3 separate regions of the Mus musculus genome follow, and regions 1 and 3 are each linked to region 2. The links are chromatin loops, found by intact Hi-C in ENCODE. Cell type or tissue: heart. All regions are shown on one strand.

Region 1 (8,000 bases), 95 kb after region 2:
TGAAAGTCAAAGGTGTTTTCTGATTGTATCATATATGTTTTTAACATCTAACATACCCATACATATATTCTAGTTATAAGGCAGTTCTAGAGTACAAAAGCTCTCCAGGGTAGGATGTAGGACAGGAGAGGCTTCTTTAGAACCTGGAGAACTTGACTTTGAGGTGAGTTCAGACTGTTATTGATGAGTGAAGATAGTCCTTGGCATGTAGTGGTACTGATGTGGGTAAGGTGTTGTGGAATACAGTTTCTACAAGAGAGAGAGCCTACTTGGTAAAGGCCCAGAAGGGTGATACATGGCACATACTTGAGAATTGTAATGACATGGAGAGGGCCAGAGTGGTGTATTCATGGAGGGGGTACATTTTAAAGAAATGGAACAGGAGAGACAGATGGGCCAAATGAAGGGCTGACACATGTGGCTGAAGTTCTTTCTACAGCGGGTAATAGTAGTTTTCAAAGCATCTGCTCATTTGCACTGACAAACTGTTTAAGATGTCCTTAGACTGGGAGATCCACCCTGATTGCTGGCAGTGACTTAGTGACTCAAGTCTGTGGCAGTTCTGTTCTTTAGTGAGTCTTAGACCAGGATCTTTTTCGGAATATAGGTGCCTGGACTCTCCTGAGCCTACATCAAAGATCATATTTTATCAAGATCTCCAGGCAAGCTGGCTGCATGGTGCAATCTGAGAAGTGCTGTATTTTGAAAACTCAGCCAACCTTTACATTGTGTGTTTCTCAATATGTTGCGGCCTCTTGAATCAGAGTCACCTGGAGAATTTATGAGAAATGAAGGTTCCTAGGCCCATCCATCTACCCTGGTACCATCTACTATATGGTAGGACATGTGGTATAAAATCTTAAGAGTTGCTCCCAATGGCAACCACCATGGAGAGCTGGATGGAAAGCATTCTTCATGATGCAACTTCCCAAATGATGGGCCAACGAACTGCATTGCTTTGAAGGCTGCCCCAGTGACTAACACATCCCTATGGGGTTTTAGACGGGGGAAGTAATTTTAGAAAGTGAATTACATTCATTATGTTGGATGGCATGATGCTTCTGAGACATCATTCTAAAGGTTCTAACATACCCTATGCCCGAGTCTTGTCTTCATCAGTCACCTTCTCCTTTATAGCTGGAGGACATTGGTTTGTAGAAAAAGTGGGGAGGAAAGCTTAATTTTACAATTCTCATGGGAAGTGATTTCATCCCCCGGAGGACATTTGGCCAACTCCTGCAGGAGTGGAGTGCAATTGACAACTATGGTTGAAAGCCCAAGGATGATGCTTGCTTAGCACCTCTTCTAGATTGCTGTATCAAAATGCCTGAGATTGGCTAGCTCAGGAGATAGAAGGTTTATTTGGCTCATGATTCTAGTGTTTGTAAGGGCTTAATATCCTCTGCAGAACTGGCACTTGGAAGGGCAAGAGAGCAGGAGACTGGAGAAGAGCCAGCCTCCCTCTGTAACAGCCTTCCTTGAGTGAACTAATTGAATCTACCAGATTTGATTCACTCCTAAAAGATAACATTCAACTGTTTGGTGAATGGAGACTGGAGCCCTAGATTAGCTCCGTTTCTCACTGCTCTAACAAAATCCCTGACAAAGGAACTTCCAGAAAGAAAGGTTTGTTTTGGCCCATGACTTACGGTTGCAGTCCATCATGTTGCTATAGGCGTGCCATCAGGATAAAAAGACGTCAGAACAGAACCAGGGAGTAGACAGATGCGTGCTGCTCTTAGCTCATTTCCTCTGTTTTGAATCTCAACCTGTAGGATGGTGCCACCCACATCTAGGGTAGGTCTTTTCCCTCCACAATTAAGCATTTCTGGAAACACCCTCATAGGCACATCCAGGGGCGTGTTTCCATGGTGATTCTGAATCCACTTGACAGTAAGGATTAACTATCATAAGCCCCATGACCTCACCACAACCTTTGCACTAGGAGCCAAGATTCTACATTGTGATTCTTTGGGAGATAACCATCTCTAAAGCCTGGCAGCGTCCTTTAGTACAAAGCAGTCCTCACCTCTAAGGGATTATTAATGGTGCCCAAAATACATATAGCATTGAGCAACTCTGTTCTTCAAAGCACACCATTTGTATGTTAGAATCATTTGTAGCATCTTCTTGAGACTTTGTGATTAGGCCCCAACATCTGAGGCAGGACTGTACTAAACCTTTGTGGTAGGAGAATTTTGACAGTCATTCTTCTTGGCAGATATTTTGAATTTTTGAAAAGTGCTTTAGTAGTGGGCTGTGTTTGCTAGGCTAAAAATAATGTGTAAGCACATGAAGCATAGGTCATGAAAGAAAGTAAGAAAACAGTTTTCATCTTCAGGGCAGACACTGGATGTCTGTAAAGTGAGCCCCAATGTAATAGTTTCTGTTTAGCTAGGCATAGAGTTAGGGTTAGGTTCACTGAGGGTAGGTATAAATACGTGCAAATATCAAATGTGGTACTGTGCAAACTGCATATCTACATGTAGGAAAATGAAACTAGGTCCCTGTCTCTCACCCTTCAGTTCAAAATGAACCAACAACCTTAATATAACATCAGAAACTCTAAAACCGTCAGAGGGGAACACTTGAAGTTATAAGTAGAGGCAAGACATTTCTCGAAGTGACTCCAGTAGTTCGGGAGATTATCCCAAGTATTGACAAATGGGATTGCATGGAATTAGACAGCTTTGGCACAGTAGAAGAAGTGATAGAGTCAAGAGACGAGCGTACAGGCTGCGAGAAAATCTTTGCGAGCTATGCACGTGACACGTACAGTTGGAGATCAATACCTAGAATATATAACAAAGTAAAAAGTTTAAGTCCTTGAAAAATCATCATTCAGTCAATAAATGGGCAAATGAATTGAACAGGCATCGAAGGAAGACATGAAGAGTTAACAGCTGTACATCAAAAAGTTCAACCTTCATAGCCAGAAGGGAAAACTACATTTAAACTAGATTTGGATTCCACCTCACCCTGGTCAGAATGTCGATCAAGAAAGCAAATGACAAATGTTGGTGAGGATGTGGGGGAAAGGAGCCCTTATTTACAACTGGTGGGAATGTAACTTCTGCAGCAATCGCTATGGAAATCAGTCTAGAGGTTCCTTCAAGAGCTAAAAATAGGACTACCCGGTGATTCAGCTCTTCCACTCCTGGGTGCATACCTAAAGGGATCTAAGCCAGCACGCCACCAAGATGCTTGGGGACATGGATTGTGATGTGCTGGTTACAGTGGATCAGATACGGAACCAGCATAGAGGCTCAACCCTAGATGAACAGATAGAGAAAGAGCGGTGCACATACTAGTGAGAGTGCAGTACGTCGCAGGAAAAGGGGTGGGTCTATCTGCAGGTTGGTGCGATAAGCAAAATCATGTTTTCTTTATGTGTAGGATCCGTATTTCAATCTATCTGTCCACGTGACACGAAATTAGGAAGGGGTTGCTTGGGAGAAGAAAACAGTGAGATGGGAAGAAAGAATGACGAAATAGATAATGAACAAAGTCCAGTGATCTGTTTGTCTTTAAATATCTCAGTGAGGCTGATGAGTTTGAGTGCTGATTAAAAATGATCTTTTCTGAATGGTGAGGGCATGGCCCCACACCCACCTGACAGGAGCTGTCTCGGAGTGCTGGGTGGAGCACAGTCCTGGGGTGGTCCAGGTTAGGTTCTCATCGTCTCTCTAAGTAGCAAGCAGGAAAGAAAGGGATAGCAAAGTATACATGGGCAGGCATCCTTGTTCTCTTCCTGTGGAGAACTGAGGCAAAGCCGTCTGCGGCAGCTCTGCTCGGCTGTTGGTTCCTTTTCTATTTCCAGTCCGTACCCACTGCACAGATGAGGAAATCATCTGTGGGGCTACGGGCCTGGCTCCCGAGCAACTGACTCCTCTGGCTTCTTTCTTTGTGTACACAGTGATCTTCCTTCCCTGCCAGCGGCCTGTACCTGCCAAGCTCCGCCGAGGGCTTCGCTAGATGGCTTTCGCATCTCGGCTTGCTTTTGTGTCCCCGTGTCCCCGTGATGCAGACACTCTTCAGGCTTCCCATGGTGCCTGCAACCAGGTTTTACTGACTTTAAGTGAAAGGCACATCACATCGTGGGGCAGAAACAGCCTACTTTCCTTTTGTGTAGTGAAAAAAAAGTGTACTTTTCCAGGAGACTCTGGGAAGGACCAGCCTGGTAACTTATGTAACTCCTTTCATGCCAGGCTGCCTTAAGCCTTCCAAAGCCCTTTGGTGGCTATAAGCTGGCGTGGCTAAGGCTGCAGGTTTTGAAACACCAGGCCTGGTGCAGTGAGATCTCTTTGCTTTTGACTCTGAGAGGTGAAATGAGTTCAATATAGCAAGAGTTTTCACCCCAAAGCCTACAGTGTTGTTTGTGTCACAAATGTGACTTTTCTCGCTCTACCCCCGACTCTCCATGTGTCCATGTGTTAGATTCTTTTTATTGGATAGATCCATCCAGCATTCCTTTTTTTCCCCCCACAACCTTCTCTCATTCCCTTTATGTTGAATTACAGCTTCAAAACAAAACAAACAAACAAGCCAAAACCTCCTTGAACCAAGTGAATTCTTTGGGTTTGGTTAAAAAGTGTAAGCTTGAAAATAAATTTCAAAGGTGGTTTTTAAGACTTTCTATTGAACAAAGAGTAAAACCTGGAGACTGGAGAACGGTCGGACGTGCAGCGCCGACCTTCAGCAGTGACGAGCCAGCACCTTGCTTCATGGACTTGATTAACGTGATGTCATTTCCAGACATTGTGTTATTTGGTTTGAGAGGACATTTTCAAGTTGCTTCCAATTCCAGCTGTTGGGGTAGAATCGGCAACCCAGGAAAGCCGTCCTGTGCTCTGTTGCAGGCCCCCTGGGCCAAAAGGGATCAGGCCTGAAAAACTGCATTGCCTGAGTGAGTCTGTGTTGGTGACACAGAAGACTGAAGCCATAGGGGAAGTTGGTGATGTCATCTCTCTCGCTTTCCCCTCCCCTTCCCACTCCCAACCCTGAACCCTGACCAAACAAAGCATATTTTTCTAGTGATAGAAATCAGACACTTTTGACCTTTTTCTTGAAGGGAAATTTTGTTTTTCTTCTTCCTTTTCCTTATCAGCAAGATCTTCCTTTTCATGGAACCATAAAAAGAAATTCATTGTTTGAGGTCTTTTTAAATACATGTATGTATATATACGTCCATCTATGTACACATATATATGTACAGACGTTAAATGTATCACTGATTAAATTTTACCTACTCATTTCATTCCCATGCTTGAATATACCGAAAATTACTCTTTCCCTAAAACGCATCTGATCTCTCCAAGCACCAGCATCCCACTCCCCAACAGAGGTGACCACTGTTTTGATATTGTCAGGAATTTCATATAAATGGGGCCACTCTGTGTCAACAGACTCATTTTGTTATCACTGCCTTGTGACCTTTCACTCAAAGTAAAATAATATTTGTGAAACCTGTCCCTGCTGTTTTCGTGTGACACTGGCTTGCTTTTTAGGGCAGCATGGCCTCCCCGCATCTCGGTGTTGCGTGACTGTGCCGTTTGCCTGCCCACTGTTTCACAGCAATGGTATTTAATTGACTCATCACTGTGTTAGGATGTGTTCAGAGGCCTTCAAGTGAAGTAGCTGATTTCATTTTGAAAGTTAACTTGTGATCTAGCTCTTGTGGCTATTCCCTGTGGAGATAAGAAACTTAAATATGTAGATAATTTCCCCCAAATTATTCAAAATGTAAGCGATGGAGCAGACTATACTCCTGAACGTTGGAGGATGCACACAGATCTTCACTTCCTCTTAATTACAGGGCATTGAATGGAAGCTCTTATATGAATAGAGAGGGCTTTGCAATCTCCAAGGGATGATTGAAGGGGGAAGACAGGAAGACTGGGAAAAGTTTAGTTTTCTGGAGAAGATTGATCAGGCAGTGAGCAGCAGAGACAGGTAGGACCTGTCTCTGTGGGTACCTGCACACCACCACCACCACCACCACCACCACCAGCAGCAGCAGCAACAACAGTTGGCGTTCTCTTTGGAGTCAGTGTAAGTTTTGAGAGTGAAAAATGTTTTGTCATTTTCAAGTCACCTAGGACTGTCCATTGCAAACAATAAAAATGACTAACACCGGCTGAACAGTAAGACCCTTGCCTAGCCTGAACATTCTGTGTAGAGGCTGAAGTCAGTACTGAGTACAGTGAAGTTGTGATGTTTCTGCCAGATTTGTGATATGAACCCTGTGGTCCTATGACTCCATCCCTACTCTGTCTTGAAGGGACTCTGTGCTGCCCTTGGCCATGTGACCTTGCTCCTTAAGGTGCTCTTTAGTAGGGCATCTGATGTCCTTGCAGACATCTCCTCAGGTGTAGAGGCCAGGATGCAGCATCTAACTACACAGGTGTAGGCAGGTATCTATGTTCTGCTGGTGAGTAGAGTTGGGTAGAGTTGCTGTTTCAGCTGATTGGTAGCTGCCATTCTCAGGACCAGTGCCAATCTAAATGAAAAAAACCTGAATTCTCAGCTAGAGGCCAGATAAGTAGTTCTTTCTTGTACTTCCAGTTCCAGAAGATGTATGAAAGATTGTCCCAACACAGGGAAGGTGACAAAAGGTGACCCTACATGTATCATCTTAAGTTTTCTATTTGGAGAAGACATCTGGGTGTCTCAAATGGAAAAGCAGTAACTTCTTGTCCTTCGTCTCCTAATGACAATGTTTATTCCTTTTGCAGACAGGTAACACCAGGTTTGCTTGGCACTCCCAATTGGAAAATGTCACTTAACTTCAGAGGCCACAGCTTGGGAAGTGTGATTAGAGTTCAGTAGACACAACAGTGTCTAACCAGCTTCCGCTACAGTGACCTGGAGTTAATAACTTGCTTACTGAAAGGCGTTTGTTAGACATAGGAGTAAGTTTGCGAGCCGTTTTTTTTGAGGGTGCCCTTTGATCTTGCCCGTCTTCCCATTGATTTGTTTGCTGCATGTTTACTGAATGCACGAGCAGCAGACTCGTCAGGAAGAGCAACCCTCCTCTCTGTACTAATCGTGTAGTAAGTTTGAGACAGGATGGGTCTTACGTATGTGGTATTTTGCATTTCTTTTTCATTGATACCTTAGTGGTAAGAAATTATCCTGGTGAGGAACTGACACTCATAACACCCACCCCCTTCTGAAACTTATTCTGCTGGTTTTTATCTTTTCAGAAAAAAAAAAGGTATAAATGATCAGCAGATGTTGTTTGTTTCTTAATTGTGACTCTCTCGATAAGAGTCCATTTATATATACTGGGTCAATGAAGAGTTTTTATTTTTACATTTTGTGAGTATATGTGTGTAAAAGGGTGTGTGTGTGTGCCCACAGAATTCAGAAGTTGATGTCAAATGTCTTTTCTCAATTGTTCTTCAATTTATTGTTGTTGTTGAGACACAGTCTCTCACCAAACCAGATACTCACCATTTGGGATAGGGTAGCTGACTAGCAAACTCGAGGAATGCACCTTCTTCATGCTCCTGACACCAAACCCTGCTCCCACACCCTGCTCTGGGATTGCAGGCTCAGGCCGCTGTGTCTGATAGTACATGGGTGCTAGGTGTCCTAACTGAAATCCTCATGCACGTGCCGCCGACACTTACCAGCAGTGTCAGTTCTCCAGCCCTTTAAGCAGTGGTGGCTTGTTGGGTGCTTGTCTTGTTGGTCACACAAGTCCTTGTAACAGAAACTGTAGGCAGGCACTGAGGGAGAGGGCACTGCTTCTCGCAAGGCTCAGCTCAGCACTCTTGTAGCTGCTGTGCCTCACGAGATCCCTGACGATGCCTGCAAGCTTTGGGTTGCTTCCCAGCTAGTGTACTGAGAGCCAGCGCTCTTTGCTGCTCCCTAGATCATGTCCTATACATACCCTTGTCAGGGAAAGTAAAATCCCAGGACAGAATGAACAACTCAGTACCTCTCCTGATCTCTGCGGGTACCTGTACTCTCATGCTTGTACCTCCACACAGATA
Region 2 (8,000 bases):
CCTCATCAGCTGCCACTCCACAGCATCTACTGGACTCTTCTTGCAGCTCTGGGCTACAATAATAGTCTACTATAGAGATTAGATTGTCTTCGCTGTAAGTGTAGCTGGCTGGTAGGGTGCTTGCCAACATGCATGGGTCACAGAGTTCTGTCCCCAGGACTAGGGACAAGAAGTCCAGTGGGAATTAAATCAACTTGAGGTTTTGTGCTTCTCAGTCTCTGCTGCAGTCAGAGCTAGAAGGATCAAGGTGGACGCTGTTGATAATACAGTGGCCTGCTGAGATGTTTAAGAAGGTTTAGACTTGTGGGGGAGTATTTTATGTGTCTCTGGGCTGAAGCATGCAAGGCTGTCACTGGGAAGGTGCATATCAGAGCATCTGTGAGGGACTTGGTCACCAGAAAATGAATGGTGTGCTGAGGAAGCTTCTAAAAGCCCCATTTTTAAGGTCAGGTTGTCAGTGGACTTATGTCCTCCCCAGTTACTGAAAGGCAACTGTTCAGCTCCGATAGCCAGGTGCCTTCATCTTACCATAGAAAATGCTTGCTATTCTTGGCACAAATGTGCAAATATGTGGGTTTTTTTCTTGTTTTGAAAGTAGGCCTTATTTTGTAGCCTACGTAGACCTAAAACTCGTGCTAAAGTCCAGGCTCGAACCTGTGGTTTTAAAGTCCACGGACTGGTGCTAAGTTGGCTTCTGTGTTCCTTGAGCTTCCTGTCCACTTGTAAGGATCTTGTGACAGACGACAGGTGTGGTGTTCTGGTGACTTCTCAGTTAATAAAAAGTGTTCTAATTTAGACTTAGTTTGAGGAGTTCCCAACTTTTAAATTCTGAGTTGTGTGTGTACGCGAAAGTTAAATTTTTTTTAAAGGAAAAGTAATGTAAGTGCTATTAATTTAAGTGTGTGCAGGAGATGGGAAAATGATAATAAATGAGGTTTTTTTTTTTTTTTTTTGTCATCCCCCCCCCCCATCCCCCAATTGGAGCTTTTAGAAAATGAAATGTAAAACCTATCTGGAGCTGCTTAAAATTAAATGAACATAGTTCTTCTTTCAGTGGGGCTGTGCTTCAGCCTGTTTTTACTGCAAAATAGGAGAGGTTTTTAAATAATTAAATTATCAGCCCTTTGAAGAGCTCTCTCCCATCCCCCCTTCCCAGCAGGGCCTCTGGTTTGATGTGGGAAGAAGAGGGAGAGGGAGTGGAGTTGTGGGTTGACTCTCTGGGTGGTGTGAATTCGGGTACCTGGGACATGCTGTACTGGCAACAGACACCCCATGGGCTTGCAGAGGATTTAAATATTTTCGGGCCTGTGGGTCCTCTCCCCCCCCCCTTGCATTTTTTCTTAGCACTAGCAGCTAAGTAAGAAGTGTATTTCAAGGGGAATCATCACAAGGTAAGGGCATTGGAGAAAGAACGTTGAAGTCAGTGTTTCTGTTTCAGCTTGGTTCCGAGATGCAAGAGTGACCGTCAGAGCCAGGCGGTATGCTTGAGCTCGTTCTGTGGATTGTTTGCTTTATGCCCCAAATACTATGGAAAGTTGCAAAGAATTCCTCCCTCCTTCCACCTGCTTAGTATAAGGGAGCTGTGGATCAGAGAAGCTAGCTCTATTGCTTAAGGACACACAGCCAGAGTGCTCGCATTTGAGCCGGTGTTTCTAAGCACACTCTCTTGCCAGCATTCAGGAGCCATTTTGGACTCGAGGAGTAGAGGTCAACAGGGCAGATCTGAGAGCAGTTGTCCCAGATTAAAAAGAGGTTGGTTTCTTGTTCTTTTATTTCTCACAGAAATCTAAAAAGTGCCACTAGATTTAAGTTCTATGTATCACTGATCCAAGAGTTTACAAACTTAGCTTTAATTAACTTTAGAAGATAATCGCCCCCAAAGAGTATCAGCAGGCAACTTTGGCCACAGATGAGAGGCCACCCTGGTGACATGGAATCCCAGTGAGGCTGATCACCACATTCCCCGGTGCTGGGCTGTTACAGAGTGAGGCCATTGTGGTCCTCTCCTTGTGAGTTTGCAGAGCTGAGAGAACAAGTCAGACAAGTGATGGGGAGACACCCAGGAGAGTGCTCGGGTGCAGTGGAGGGAAGTGTGTGTATGCAACTCAGGTTTGGGAGGAGAGTGGTAGCAGGGCAGCAGAGGTGTGGGAGTTAGCCATGTTAGGGAGGGAAGGGAGTGCCATAGGCAGTAAGGATTCTGGGAAATGTGCATTCTGTTGAGGGTGGGCGGGAGGGCAAGCAGGGCTGCAGTAGATTTGGGGTATTTGGGGTTTTTTTGAGGTGGGGGTCTCTGGTCTAAGTTACAAGGCTGTCTGCAAACGCTTGCACCCTCCTGTTTCCGCCTCATGAATAGTTTGGACTACAGGTGTGCACGCTGCACTTGTCTCTGATTTTGGAGAGTTGTAAGAAATGATCTAGTTGCTGGGTGTGGTGGCGCACGCCTTTAATCCCAGCACTTGGGAGGCAGAGGCAGGCGAATTTCTGTTCGAGGCCAGCCTTGTCTACAAAGTGAGTTCCAGGACAGCCAGTGCTACACAGAAAAACCCTGTTTCGACCCCCACCCCCCCCCAAAAAAAAAGAGAAAAGAAATGATCTAGTTGATGTACCTACAAGATTATGTTGACTGCGTTCAGAATAGATTAAGGGGAAACCCATGTCTTTTGAAAGATAAGTAGATGTCCAGGTAAGTTGGATCCACATCCCACATGTGCCTCAAGATAGTTATGGATTTGGCTCAACACAAAATTGTAAATTTACTTAAAACATGAGGGTTTTTTTTTTTTTTCAGTTTTGTTTTTGCTATAACTCAATTGTGTAGTTTTGGCATGTGAATTTTAAAGATGCCAATCATAAGTTGAAATGTCAGAAGGCTAGACCTTTCAAGAATCTAGTTAAGAAATAAAAGGGACGGGGTCTGGAGAGATGGCTCAGCAGTTAAGAGCACTGCCTATTCTTCCAATGGACTCGGGTTGGTTCCCAGCATCTCCATGGCAGCTTGCACCTGTCCTTAAGTTCAGTTCCAGGGGATCTGAGACTCTCACACATAGGATGCAAGCAGGCAGAACACTAATATGAATAAAATAAAAATAAGTCATTAAAATGAAAAAAAAAAAGAAAGAAATGAAATATGGGGTGGAGGGATGGCTTTGTGGTTAGAGTACTTGCTGCTCTGGCAGAAAACCCAGTTTCAGTTCCAGCACCCACATGGCAGCTCATGACTGCCAGGAACTCAGCCCTAGAGGATTCATTGCCCTTTCCTGGTCTCTGAGGGCACTAAACGCATGTAGCACACATGCGGACAAGCTGTCACACATACATGCATATTAATAAAAAAATAAGTTGAAAAATGGTATTTGGGACTGGGGAGATAGCTTAGTAGTTAAAGTGCTTGCCATTCGGAGGTACGGATGGCAGTTCAGGTTCCTGGAGCCCACATAGCCACCTGCCTACAACTGCAGCCTTGAAAGATAGAGACAGAAGATCCCTGGGCACAGCTTGTGAGACTAGACATCCTGGAGACTCTGGGCTTGATGGTGATTCCTGACGTCAACCTCATCTGTGGATGTGTACACACATGCATATGTGTGCCCTCACAGTGCTCCCACATACTCAAACTTATGTACACACACACACACCCCACAGGCTTACACACAAGTGAAAATGGGGAAAAAAAGAAATGAAGCTGGCTGAGACTGACGGAAGCGAGGCGAGGTTAGGAGAAATGAAGGGCTTAGTAATGTTGAGATTTAAAATCACGAGGAGTGGATGTTCAAGCCAAGCTCTTCAGTCTTTCATCTGACAGCACCTACTCTTATTCTGTGAGCACCTACTGTATGCAAGGCATTGCTGTTGGAGATACAGTTGTGTAGAGAGCAGAGCTCTAGAATTGCCTATCCCTCAAGGGTGTCAGACAAGCATCACACCGATAGATGTGAGCTTGTGACAGAAGCAAGCTGAGGAGAGAAGATCTCACAGGCAGAGTTTGTGGAAGTTGCAGAAGGATTTGTCTTCACCCAGTGATCGTGGGAATAATGATTGAACTGAGAGCCGAAGGGCTTGCTTTCACTGAAGCTAGGCAGGTGACTGTGAATGCCGTAAAGCTTGTGATGATGCTGTGGGCAACCAGGAGCAGAACCCTAGATGCTGTTGCCAGTGACAGATCTGTGGAGATCCTAGTTAGGCAAAGGGGCCAGCAGAGCACACAGAGAGTATCTGGGAGGCAGAGAACAACATGGACACTGAGTGCCACTCCCTCTGCTCTGTTCTTAGAGTAGATCTCTGTGTTTGTGTGTTTGTTCTTGCCCTGTCCCTAGGAGTGCAGCCAAACACCCCCTTTTCTTTACCCATTTCTTAGGCAGTGAGAAGCTCGGACACAGGGGGTGGGAACTCCATCTGGCTGCTGTGGCCGCAGTGTGCAGAAGCACCAGGGCAGCTATCCTCTACTCTGGCCAGCTATTCTGGAAAAATCCTGTTCTGACAGGTGCCTTAGGCAGCAATCAGCCGGGGGTGGTGATGGGTGGTGGCGCTTGTAGGTCATAGAGATGGTGACACAGCTTTATACCAGGGGCATTGCTGGTGCTTGTCACAGTCATGTACCCAAACCTCAAGATGTATATAGTGTAGAGCGGGGGACAGCAGGGTTTAGGGAAGTTGTGAATTCCTACACTGAGTAACTCGCAGAACTGGGAGTCAGTGCTGGTGCTTTGAGCCCGGAGCCTTCTGTCTTCCTGTACGCTGAGCTTTGGAGACCATACTGTGTCAGAGTGGAAGGAAAGTGGTAAGCCATTGTGAGAGAGCTATGCAGCCCTCACAGATTTAGAAGCCTTTGAAACTTCAGAAGACAGGTGAGAAGGAAAAGTTTTGGGAGGTGGCTGCCTCCCTGTGGGGACAGCAGTAATTGCTGTGTACTTAAGCAGGAGCTGTGAGCTTCCAGAGGAGACTTTTTTTTTTTTTTTTTTGCTGGATTCCAGCAGTGCACAAGAGACATGCATGATGACATGCTTAGCCAGTGGTTCAAGCCACTGTGTGTATTCAGTCTATAGTTCTGTGCCTTCAGAAAGGCCTGCGGGCCTCATGATTGGGAGTTGAGAGTCGTTCTGTACCGTTCAGCTTTTTCCCAGTAGAGGAATTAGGAAGGATAATTATCTTTCCCTAAAGTAAAATGGATCATCACAGGTCTTACAGGAGGTCATTTGTGGCAACGCCTAGCTGACATTTTATTACAGAGGAACCCCCCCCCCCCTTCATGGAGGTCGAGATCTTAGATTCTTTCAGAATTAGTCTTTATCTTTTAACTGAAGAAAAGAGCTAGCAGTGAACGCTGAAAGCATGTCAGCTCGTGTCTCAGGCACTTTGCATTCATGGCCTCATCCCTTCCCTATGACATGTCTCTGAAGTCTATCCCCAGTGTAGAGATATGTACAGAGGTCCACATCAGCCGAGAAGTCTTGGTGGGCTTAGCATACAAAAATACCTTACACATAGAGAGTCAGGATGGAGTCATAGGTCGACTTAGTCGACTACTAAGCCTGTTTTGTAGAGCTGTTGGCATGGAGCCCTGGGTGTCCTTGTAGTGTTGGGAGCTGCAGTTATGACACAGTTAGGACAGCATGGCAGGTTGGTACCTGCTCTGTTTTTCTCACAGTGACCGGGTCATTGTGTTTGAGGACTACTGGGAGCCCTGCGTGTGGCTGGTAGAGGCATACAGGCAGAATGGTCCTCAATCAGATAAAGAAGTGGCCTCCCACCCAGCTCTCTAACAACAGGAAGTCTTCCTGATGATTGCTGCCAGGCCTACTTCCTACCTAGTCCCTCCAGCCCCAAACGCCTGTTGTTTTGACTCTGCTAGCCCCGGTTTTCCCTTTCAGTACACAACTGATAATTGTTTCAGAGTCTCTCCTCCTGGCCCTCTCCTATCCCTGTGTGCCATTAAAGGCAGAGCAGCGGGAGACCCAGGTGTTTCCAACCAGACCTGGAAGTGGTTCACTTACTCAACTTATCCAAGAAACAAATCACTGTCTGATGCCCCTGGGGATGAATCTGCCCTAATGATCCTTAATTTTTTTTTTTTTAAAGTTGGGACCTTTGGCAGATGGCCCAGTTGAGGATCATTAACTGTGGTGGGTGTACTGGCCTCTGTTTTCAGGGGAAATATAAACTATGGCAAAAGGTTACTTGTTCAATTATCTTGTCTACTTAATAAGCATATGGGCAAGAAAGAAGACGCGTACCCTTTCTTCTGACTTAACAAAAGTGTTATATTTGACTAAGGTAGGAAAATGAGGAATTCAGCAGTAGGAAAAAAATGAATTAGAATTGTCCATAAAGAAAAAAAATGTGGAGGGAGGAGAGGGTGTGGCAGGATGTATTGTATGAGAGAAGAATAAATTAAAAAAAAACATTAAAAGTGAACAGTTCTCCACTGCCACCCAGAGAATAAGAACAGTGGACATTTTCCATTTTCCCAGGGATTACTGTTGATGAAGAAGCCCATGTAAGAACTCAGTAGATCTCTGTGCCTCCTGTCTGACTAATTATCTATGATGAACATGTGAACCTTTCTGTTCTTCAGTTTCCCCAACAACAAAAGAGGGGTGGACCTATGTCACGCCGTGCCACATGTCTGGAGGATTCTGAGACAATCTTATTCTCAGCACAGAGGTGGACACGATAGTCCTTGACAGGCGTTAGCTATTCAGCTTAATGGTGGGGCTGAAGCGTTCAAGCTCCAAGCTACTCAGAGAGTTTCTCATCTGCTCTGATCTCAGAAGCTAAGCCGGGTGGGGTCAGGCTGGAACCTGGATGGGACAAATAGGACTGCTGTAGATTCTTAGTGTCAACTGAAGTCCAGGAACCTGTTGTGATTGTCAGGTTGCAGGTTCACTCATTCTGTCATGTCTTGCCATTGCTGTCATGTCCCAGGCCTTACAGGTTATGTCACACTCTGCTACTACAGAACCCTGGGTTGTATCTGCTGCTTTACAGTGAGAGAAACTTTCAGTAAGATACCCAGAAGAGGATGTAGATTTGAAGGACAATATCATGCTGCTGCTGTCTGGCTTGGCCTTCATCGGAGCCAAATGCCCTTTAGAAGGATACGGCCTGGGAGGAGAGCTTTAGTCACTCCGAATTGGCCCTGCTTGTCTTGCCTAAGCACATTCCTGCCCTCCTGCATCCAGCAGCTCCCCGTTGGTCCTCTGGGAGGCCCGTATGTACAGACACAAATTTGGCCTGACTCAGAAGTCAGTCAAACAGAACTTCTTTTCTAATAACCAGTCCTACAGCCCTACAGCCGGGAGATAGCTACATAGCAGAGCACTGGCTTAGCATATCAAGATCCGAGATTCGATCCCCTAGCGCAGAGGAAGCAAAACAATCATCTTGTGCTTTTATTATACATGGTCTCTGGCCTCTTCATGTAAAATTATCACAATGTGGGGTGGAGGGGATGGCGCCGAGGTAGAGCACTAGCCCAGTATACATAGAGCTCTGGGTTTGATCCCTAGTGAGGTATAGAGTGCCAACTTTAATCTCGGCAGAGAATCTGAGTCAGTAGTCTCTCTTGTGTTCACGGCCAGCCTGGGCTACGTCATATGATGCTATCTCAAAACGTTTATAACCTCTCTCTCTTTTCTTTTCTCCTTCCTTCCTTCCTCCCTCCTTCTCTCCTTCCCTCCCTCCCTCCCTCCCTCCCTCCCTCCCTCCCTCCCTCTCTCTCCCCCTCCCTCCCTTCCCCCCTCTCTTTCTTTTTCAAAAGAAAGAAAATATTGGTCCCAGAAGTATGTTAACTTTCTGGTCATTTATGATAATGCTTTTAAATAGAAGGACCTAAAGTGCATTTTTTGGGGGGTGGAGGGATTTCCATTGGTATTTCTTTTTTGCATGTTGTTCAAAACATTGGTTTGACTCTAGATACAAGGGCCTTAGGAAGAAATAGCAGTATGAGTGACAGGGTTCTAGAGAGCAGTAGCTGGCATCTTGGCCCCTCCGCATGCTCCTTG
Region 3 (8,000 bases), 440 kb after region 2:
TGCAGCTCTCAGAAGAGGAAGGCCACTTCGCGGGCAGTGATCTGATGGGTTCCCCATTTCTTGGGCCACACCCACATCAGCCTCCTTTTTGCCTTCCCTTCTATCTCATCCCACCATCGGCCACTGCCTACCTGCCTATGCTGGAGAAATGCTGGTACCCCACCTCTGTGCCAGTGTTATACCCAGGCCTCAACACCTCAGCTGCAGCCCTCTCCAGCTTCATGAACCCAGACAAGATACCGACTCCCTTGCTTCTGCCCCAGAGACTCCCTTCTCCTTTGGCACATTCGTCCCTCGACTCTTCGGCCTTGCTCCAGGCTTTGAAGCAGATCCCTCCTTTAAACTTAGAAACCAAAGACTAAACTCTGGAGGGATCTCCTGCTGCCTTGCTTTCTTTCCTCCCTAATTCCAAAAACCACAAAGGTTTCCCTGAGTGCAGAGAGATCAGCCCACCCTGCAGACCCACAGAGAAGATTCAGAGTGTGTGTGAGAGTGAGTGAGTGTGCGTGCGTGCGTGCTTGTATGTATGTTTGTATATGTAGGACAATAAGTTCCTTCTGACACAAGGGAGACACGAGAAGGATAGCCTGACATCAGATGACAGACTGGAGGACTGTAGCACATCTCTGGGCGTTTCCCTACCCAGAGAAGAGCCCCCCCCTTTGATACAAATCGGTTGGATTTTCATATGCTTCAAAGGCTTGATCTGTGAGTCACTCTCCAGTTTGGGACATGGGTCTGTCTGTGGCTTTGAGAAAAGGTACTTTCAAAAGAGGGCTTTCCAGAGCACAGCTCACAGCCAGCTGTTAGGACCCCACCCTTCTCCCTTTATTGTGGAGGTGACTCACAGCAGACTGACAGTGGTCAGGCTGAGCTTTCTGCTAAGGTGGTGAGGTCGCCAACACTGGCATGTCTCGGTAGTGGTTTGGGCAAATTTCTGCAGGTCCCTTCCCCCCAACCCCGTCTCTGATGAATAAAGACCATGAGTGGAGTTCCTTAACTCAGGCTTTTGTGAGTAGTTTACTAAGGAACTGAAAATGGTCCCCTTTGTCCAAGCTGAGCTGCTAGGGAATCAAGGTGAACTAGACCCGTCCTCAGGCCTCTGGCACCTGTTTCTAGCTCTCACTTCTACGGCATGCTGTCCAAGGAACCAAAGGAGGCTCTCGGAGATGCCCCCAAACGTCCCAAAGTACACAGAGCTAAGTAATCAATTGCTACACTTATTGCACAGCTAGACACGGATTTCAAGTGTATCCTAAAGCTTTGAACCAAGCTTAGCTTCTCAAAGGCCTAGCAGAGCTTTGGCACCCCAAGATCCTTTCTGTAGGCTATTTCCTCTTGCCCAGCAGTGGATGGAGCGTCCTTGCTAAAAAGGGTTCCATCTCCTTTAAGGACGTTTTATTTTTGATCCAGAGTCCTTGTTTCCTTGACTTGCTCCACCAGCCCTGCACCAGCTTTCCAAATGCACTCTGCTTGTGTTGAAATTCTCCCATTTTTATTTGGGCATAAAAGTTGTTGCCTTTATTTGTAAAGCTGTTATAAATATATATTATATAAATATATGACAAAGGAAAATGTTTCAGATGTCTATTTGTATAATTACTTGATCTACACAGTGAGGAAAAAAATGAATGTATTTCTGTTTTTGAAGAGAATAATTTTTTTCTCTAGGGAGAGGCGAGGTTACAGTGTTTATATTTTGGAACCTTCCTGAAGGTGTGAAATTGTAAATATTTTTATCTAAGTAAATGTTAAGCAGTTGTTTTAAAAATACTTAATAAAATAAGCTTTTTTCCTGTGGAAGAGAAATGGTCTCCTTGGTTTTAAAAATAACTTAGTGTCACGGTACTTTCTCTGTCCTCTCAACTGAGGACAGTGACTAGTTAATCTTGACATAATTGCATTTGGCTTGTCATGTGCCTGGCATTAAAAACAATATTGAGTTCACATAATAGGTAAATGCTGGATTTGTTTTGTTTTGTTTTGAAACAGGGTCACATGTAGTAGCCCACACTGGCACTAAATTTGCTGTGCAGCCAAGGCGGCCTTGAATGGATTCTCCAGTCTCTACCTTCTAGATGCTGGGATTACGGTTAGGCTTCCTGGATCAGTAGAGACATGCTCCACCATGCCTGGTATTATGCAGTGCCGAGGATCGAACTCAGGGCTGCATCTTAAGCAAGCACTCTTACCAAGTGAGCCACGTTCTCAGTCTTTTATAGATCTTAATGAACTCTTCTTGTCTCGTGTTGGTTTCCAGACAACCACTTATTCCATGCTGCTTCAGAACTTCATGGGACAATTCAGAGGCTGAGCTCATGGAATAGAGTGTCAGAGGAGGCTTCTATAAGGCTGCACATATAGAAGAGTTATTGGATTATTAGGCAACAATAATGAGCACATCTTCTCTACGGCAAGCCACTTTGAAATCTAGCGAGTTTTAATGGATTAGCCATATCCTGCGTCAATGCCGTTGAAGGCAACATCCCATAATTATTTTCTGCAGTTTTCCAACTTCCTCTCTTTGGGTGTGTTACCGTTCTTACTTAAGAAAAAAAAAAATTAAGTGGGAAATGACCGAGCTGCGTATTTTTGCTTTCCTCCGATCATCTTGATTTGTCCTGAGGTTTCCTGATGGATGTGATCCAGGCCCCAGAGCATCTGAATCATTTAGAATTGTCTAGCTGGCTGGAGTCCTCCCCTACAGGGAAGTCATCCCCAGGGCATTCTCAGCACCACCTACCGAGGAGGGCCTTTCAAATGTCACCTTCTCTGATTCCTGGCGGTCTGCAAGTGAAAGGAAGTGTTCAGGGTAGTCAGTGCCGGGCACAACTATCCCTGGGTCAGGAGCCCAGACAAGGAGGGGTGGGGGTGGGGTGTGAGGCCTCTAAAGCCCGCTGCTCTCTCATGCTCTCTCGTGCCTGTTCCTGATAGACACTTAAGGATTCTGAGCCTCATACTATTCCTGTAGCACAGATGGCATGGTCTCCAAGTCCTGCCTTAGGTAGCCTGCTCTTGCAGCCGTCCTGCCTGTTAAGTCCCCCAAAACTCTCTCCCAAGCTGTGGCTCAAGGAGTAGCTGTGGATAGCAGGAAGTGGTTCAAGCACCCTGAACTAAGAATAGATTTGAGGGTTCCACAGGCAGACGACCCAGAATGTCTTTTCTAGAATCAGCCACGTGAAGCCCCCCCCCCACACACACCCGCCCAGTTTCGAGAGGCGCAGTTGCCTGTCTGTTTTTCTGCCTCCAAAGTGTCCTGAACTTTACTAAGCCAGGTTTCAGAAGAAGACCAAGGGTGTTTAGGAAGGTGTGTGAAGTGGCTTGCATCCCAGCCTTCAGCCCAGTTGGGGACAAAGAAGCCTCTGTTTAAAAGGGGGTGTGTGTGTGTGAGAGAGAGAGAGAGCCAGCCACGAGGGGGTGAAGCATGGGACTCTGGGGCCAAGGAGCTCAGAGGCCTGGGATCTGGCGGCCTTCAGACAGGGCGTGCTCGGCGGGGCTGCCGGGATGGTCTCACCCAGCGCTGACCTGCCGCGCCTGTTGACAAAACGTCACGTTTCCGACTAGAGCCTTTCATGTGCGGCCCGCGGCTAAATGCGGCTGCCGGTTCCTGGAAGCAGACGTGCCTGGCACCGCGTCAGCAGAAACCCGATCCTTGGGGAAGCTTGGCAAAGCTTCGGGATCGCTCGGTCCCCAGAAATAGGGCCTGGCTGCTGGCAAGGCCGCGGCCCCCTGGTGCGCAGTGGGACAGAATCCGAGGGCACGGGAGGGAGCGCAGGGTGGGGTAGGAGCTGGGTTTAGGCAGAGCTTTGGATCCCAGGGCTAATTAACAAGGATAGACAAGCTTCCCACGGCTCATCCCTCCCTAATGCAGGTCTAACAACCTAGAGGCCATAATAACATATTTTGTAGATAAATAAAAGCAGGCCCAGAGACGGGAAGGTAACTGGCTCATGGTCACCCAGCTTCGGAGTGGGGCGGTGGTTCTGTGGGCTTTGTGGAACTGTAATGGAGAGCCAAGAAGACAGCTTTCAACAGAGCCTGCTCCTGAATCATTGTTAGGGCATTTAATGTTAGCCAGGCAGGCGTTTCTCAGAGGTTTCCCCACACAAGGACACGAGGATGGCAGCACCTGCATGAAGTAGGGACAGTTCATATTCCCATGATTTTGAGAAATGAAGGCACGGCGGACAAGTTAAGTATGTGCTCAGCCAGTCACACAGCTCCAGTAGCAAACGGCAAATGAAACTCAAACATTTAGGCTGTGTCTATTGCTTACCAACAAAACTATATCGACCTTCTTACATTAACAATAAAAAGAAACCGTTAATGGAGTACTAATTACAATTATTACTTTTCTGAGTATTTTCTTTATTCTGGGCCTTTTATTAATGTCTTTCTTTGCTTTGAGATATCGTCTCATGTAGCCCAGGCTAGCTCCCTATAGTCTCTTTGAGCCAAAAATGTGTTAAATCCTCAATACTGGGATTAGAGCCGCGTGCTTGCTGAATTCTACTTCTTATAGCACCTTGAAGAGTGCTCCCTAATATGACACCACCTCATTTTTTTAAACGGTTTTTCGAGACAGGGTTTCTCGGTGTAACCAGTCCTAGCTGTACAGAACTTGATAGGCTGGCCTCGAACACAGAGATCTGCCTCTCTCTGCCTCCCAAGTGCTGGGATTAAAGGCACGAGCCACCATGCCAGGCTGGGTTTACTTTTAACTGCTGCAAAGGCCGAGCTTTGACAAACATTCATTTCACCTGCACGGCAGCCCTGTGGGTGCCTATTGGGAGATTCAGACTGCCAAGCTCAGAGCAAAGCCATTTGCCCAAAGCTTCCCAGGATACCTTGTGTTAAATGTCCTCCCACCTCTCACCCGTTACATGCCCCTAAAACAGACTGTTGCCTAAAGAACTAGAACACAGATGCACATAGTCGTACACACCTGTGACCCCAGTACTCGGCAGGCAGAGCCAGGAGGACTGGGGGCTGAGGGTCAACATCAGCACATAGCAAGTTCTGGTCTCCGAGATCCTTAAACCAAACCAAAACCAATCATTAATGAACAAACAAACGGAGCTGGATGCATAGCTCAGTTGGTAGATGCTTGCTTGGTATGTGCAATATCCTGGATTCCACCTGCAGCACCACACGAATTTGTTCAGATTAGGTTATCCTTGCCTGCACACAGAGTCCAAAGCCAGCCAGGGCTACACAGGACTCTGTGTTAAGCAAGCAAGAAACCTACCAACCAACCAACCAAAAAAAAAAAAAAAAAAAAAAAACCAGAACAACCCTCCCCCCCCCAAAAAAAACAAACAAACCAAAAAACCCACTGGGCTAAAAATCTCAGAGAGGCTGAAGGTATTTCTCAGGAGAGGCAGCAATCAACAGGCTACTGTCACCAGCAGGATGGCCGGCTGTCCTGAGTGTGGAACTCTTTATGGGAGGAAACTGCATTAGTCCAGAAACAGACCACAGAGCCACCTGTTCCTACTGTTTGCTGAGTCCATCCCAACTCTTACCCTCAGTGTTTGCTCTGGGGTCTGGTTGAGGAGCAGAAACTAGGGTGACAGGCTATCATATCCGGTTAGAGTCTAGAGGGCCGAGGGCATGTGTTGGATCTCTGGAGCCCTGAAAGGGTCCTATAAGGAGAGGGAATGTGTTGCATTTCAGAGACTGTCACTCTCCTGAGACTCAAGTCTTCCCTGAGGATCCTGCAGGGTAAGAGGAAGGAAGGTTTTAGGCTTCTTGCTGGTACCGGGGAGCAGCTCCCTCCAGTGTTCTGCACATCATAGTCCTTTTTTGAAATGAGAATTCTGCTGATGAAAATGATCACTAAGCGGTTTAGAAGGTTCCAGACTATGACCCCTTCTCTCCTTCACCTAAGATTCTGCAGCAACTCAGCCACTTGGGCCATTCTCATAACCACCCACCCAGCACCACTCCCTGTTTCTCCCCAGCCATCTGCCTTACAGCCTCCGAACATGAGCCTGCAGAGCTCCTCCCCTTGGCAATGGAAGTCCTGGTGTCCCTGCCGGACACCTATCTTGTGATGTGACTGGCTATTGGCCCAGAGGGTGTCCTCTGTTATAGGCAGCCCCTCCCTTCCTGGGAGAGCCTCACCAAAGTAATGGAGGTAGGACACACGAGCTGGCCCATGGGCTCTGGGGACAGGGTCAACCTCAGGTTGGGACCAAGGGAATGTGACACCAACTGCTGCTGTCCCCATTGTCCTGGTCCTGCCTCCCCACCCCCTACCACACACACACTTTTTAGGGGACAAAGAGAAGGAAACATACTTATTTATTTGTTTAAAGAGAAGGAAAAAAAAAAGTCGAATGTGGTGGCTCATGCCTATAATAAGCCCAGCACTTCTGAAGCTGAGGCAGGAGGATTGCTGAGAGTTTAAGGGCAACTTGGGCTACAGAGTTAGACTCTGTTCCAAAAACCTGAAGAAAAAAAAAAAAAGGAAAGAAAAATGAGATAGAGAAAGAAAGAATTAATCATGAAGGGTTGGGGTAGGGATGGTTTTAGGACAGTGGTTTTCAACCTATGGGTCATGACCCCTTTGTGGGGTTGAATGACCCTTACATAAGGGTCACCTAAGACGTTTGGAAAACACAGATATTTGCATTACTATTCATAACAGTAGCAAAATTACAGCTATGAAATAGCAATGAAATAATTTTCAGTTGGGGGTCACTACAACGTGAGGACTGTAGGTATTAAAGGGCTGAAGCGTTAGAAAGGTTGAAAACTATTGTCTTAGGAAAGCTCAAGTTGAGGCCATTCTTCAAAGAGAAAGAAATAAAGAACAAAGGAAGGAGAGAAGGAGGAAGGGAGGGAGAAGAGAACAAAGGAACAAACAGGCTGAGGCTGTAGGTTAACTGGTAGAAAACATGCCCAGTGTGCAAAAGACCCTGGGTTCTACACACACACACACACACACACACACACACACACACCAGGAATGGTCATATTCCTATTATTCCAGCTCCAGAGGTAGAGGCAGGAGGATTAGAAGTTCAAGGTTGTCCTTCACTACACTGCAAGTTTGAGGCCACCCTGAGCTACACGAGGCCTCTCTCAAAGAGAGAGAGAGAGTGAGGGGAGAAGAGGTTTTAAGTATATCTCATATTTCATATCTTTTCTAGTAAGTGGACAGAAGTAACAAAAATAGAAGCAACCCAATTTTAAAAGTGCAAAGGACGTTGAGTAGAATGCCTCTAAAGGAGACACACAAGTGGCCAGTAAGCACACAAAAAGACACTCAACCTCATTAGTCATCGGGGAACTGCAACTCAAAACCACCGGGATGCATCACTTCACACCCACGGGGACGGCTATGACAATAACAATCATTTTTTTAAAACGAGAAAATAACAAGTGTTGTCGAGGATGTGGAGAGACCATGGGAGGTTGCTACAGAGGGTGTAAAATGGTGTAGCTGATGGGGGAAAGCGATTGCTCAAAAAAGATACAGAATTATCTAATTATACATGGTTCTTTTCCCAGATGTGTGTGTGTGTATACATCTACAGGCATGAAAGCAGAGGCCCAAATAAAATATAGACACAAATGTTCACAGCGGCATGTGTGCAAGAGTCAATGTGAGCAATGTGAGTGACTATAGGCAGACGAAGGCATAAATAATGGTGGTATATGCATGTGGCAGGATACTGTTACGTCATTGAAAGTAGTCCGGTTGGATGGGTGGGACGGCTCAGCAGGTCAGAGTTCTTGCTGCCTGATGACCTGAGTTTGATTCTGGGGACCACAATGGTGGAAGGAGAGAAATCACCCATTGAAGCTGTCGTCTGACCTCTGCATGGGAGCACATACAAATTAATAAATAAATTTAGTGATTAAAAAAGTAAAATACGGGCATAAGTAATAAGAAAGAGAAACCCCAGAAATACTATGCTACATGAAGCAAACCAGAAGGTCACATATTAGGTGAAATCTTTTATATGAAATATATAGACTAGATAAAATCA

The links. Peaks named below come from ENCODE experiments on the same cell type or tissue, not always from the same donor. Only the 100,000 strongest peaks of a DNase experiment are listed, where the experiment ranks them.
Region 1: it touches region 2 in a loop (2.1-fold over the local background); 9 of 42 quality-filtered maps call a loop at or near these places.
Region 3: a loop joins it to region 2, with 4 times the contacts of the local background. A loop is called at or near these places in 2 of 42 quality-filtered maps.

What each region holds. Positions count from the first base shown.
Region 1 is chr6:108,322,874-108,330,873 of GRCm38, forward strand. The region is part of intron 4 of Itpr1 (inositol 1,4,5-trisphosphate receptor 1); the gene reads left to right. Among named protein-coding and RNA genes, the nearest start is that of Itpr1, 110 kb to the left of the region's middle. In heart, no CTCF peak of the experiment used is centred here; DNase peaks (open chromatin) are centred at 3,938 and 7,748; H3K27ac peaks cover 1,992 bases.
Region 2 is chr6:108,227,606-108,235,605 of GRCm38, forward strand. The region is part of intron 2 of Itpr1 (inositol 1,4,5-trisphosphate receptor 1); the gene reads left to right. Among named protein-coding and RNA genes, the nearest start is that of Itpr1, 19 kb to the left of the region's middle. In heart, a CTCF peak has its summit at 4,882; DNase peaks (open chromatin) are centred at 56 and 5,786; H3K4me3 peaks cover 36 bases; H3K27ac peaks cover 2,373 bases.
Region 3 is chr6:108,664,971-108,672,970 of GRCm38, forward strand. Bhlhe40 (basic helix-loop-helix family, member e40) reads left to right here. Exons shown (of 5, transcript NM_011498.4): 5 at 1-1,955. The coding sequence ends at 362. Among named protein-coding and RNA genes, the nearest start is that of 0610040F04Rik, 8.0 kb to the left of the region's middle. In heart, no CTCF peak of the experiment used is centred here; DNase peaks (open chromatin) are centred at 2,791, 3,521 and 6,051; H3K4me3 peaks cover 1,166 bases; H3K27ac peaks cover 1,966 bases.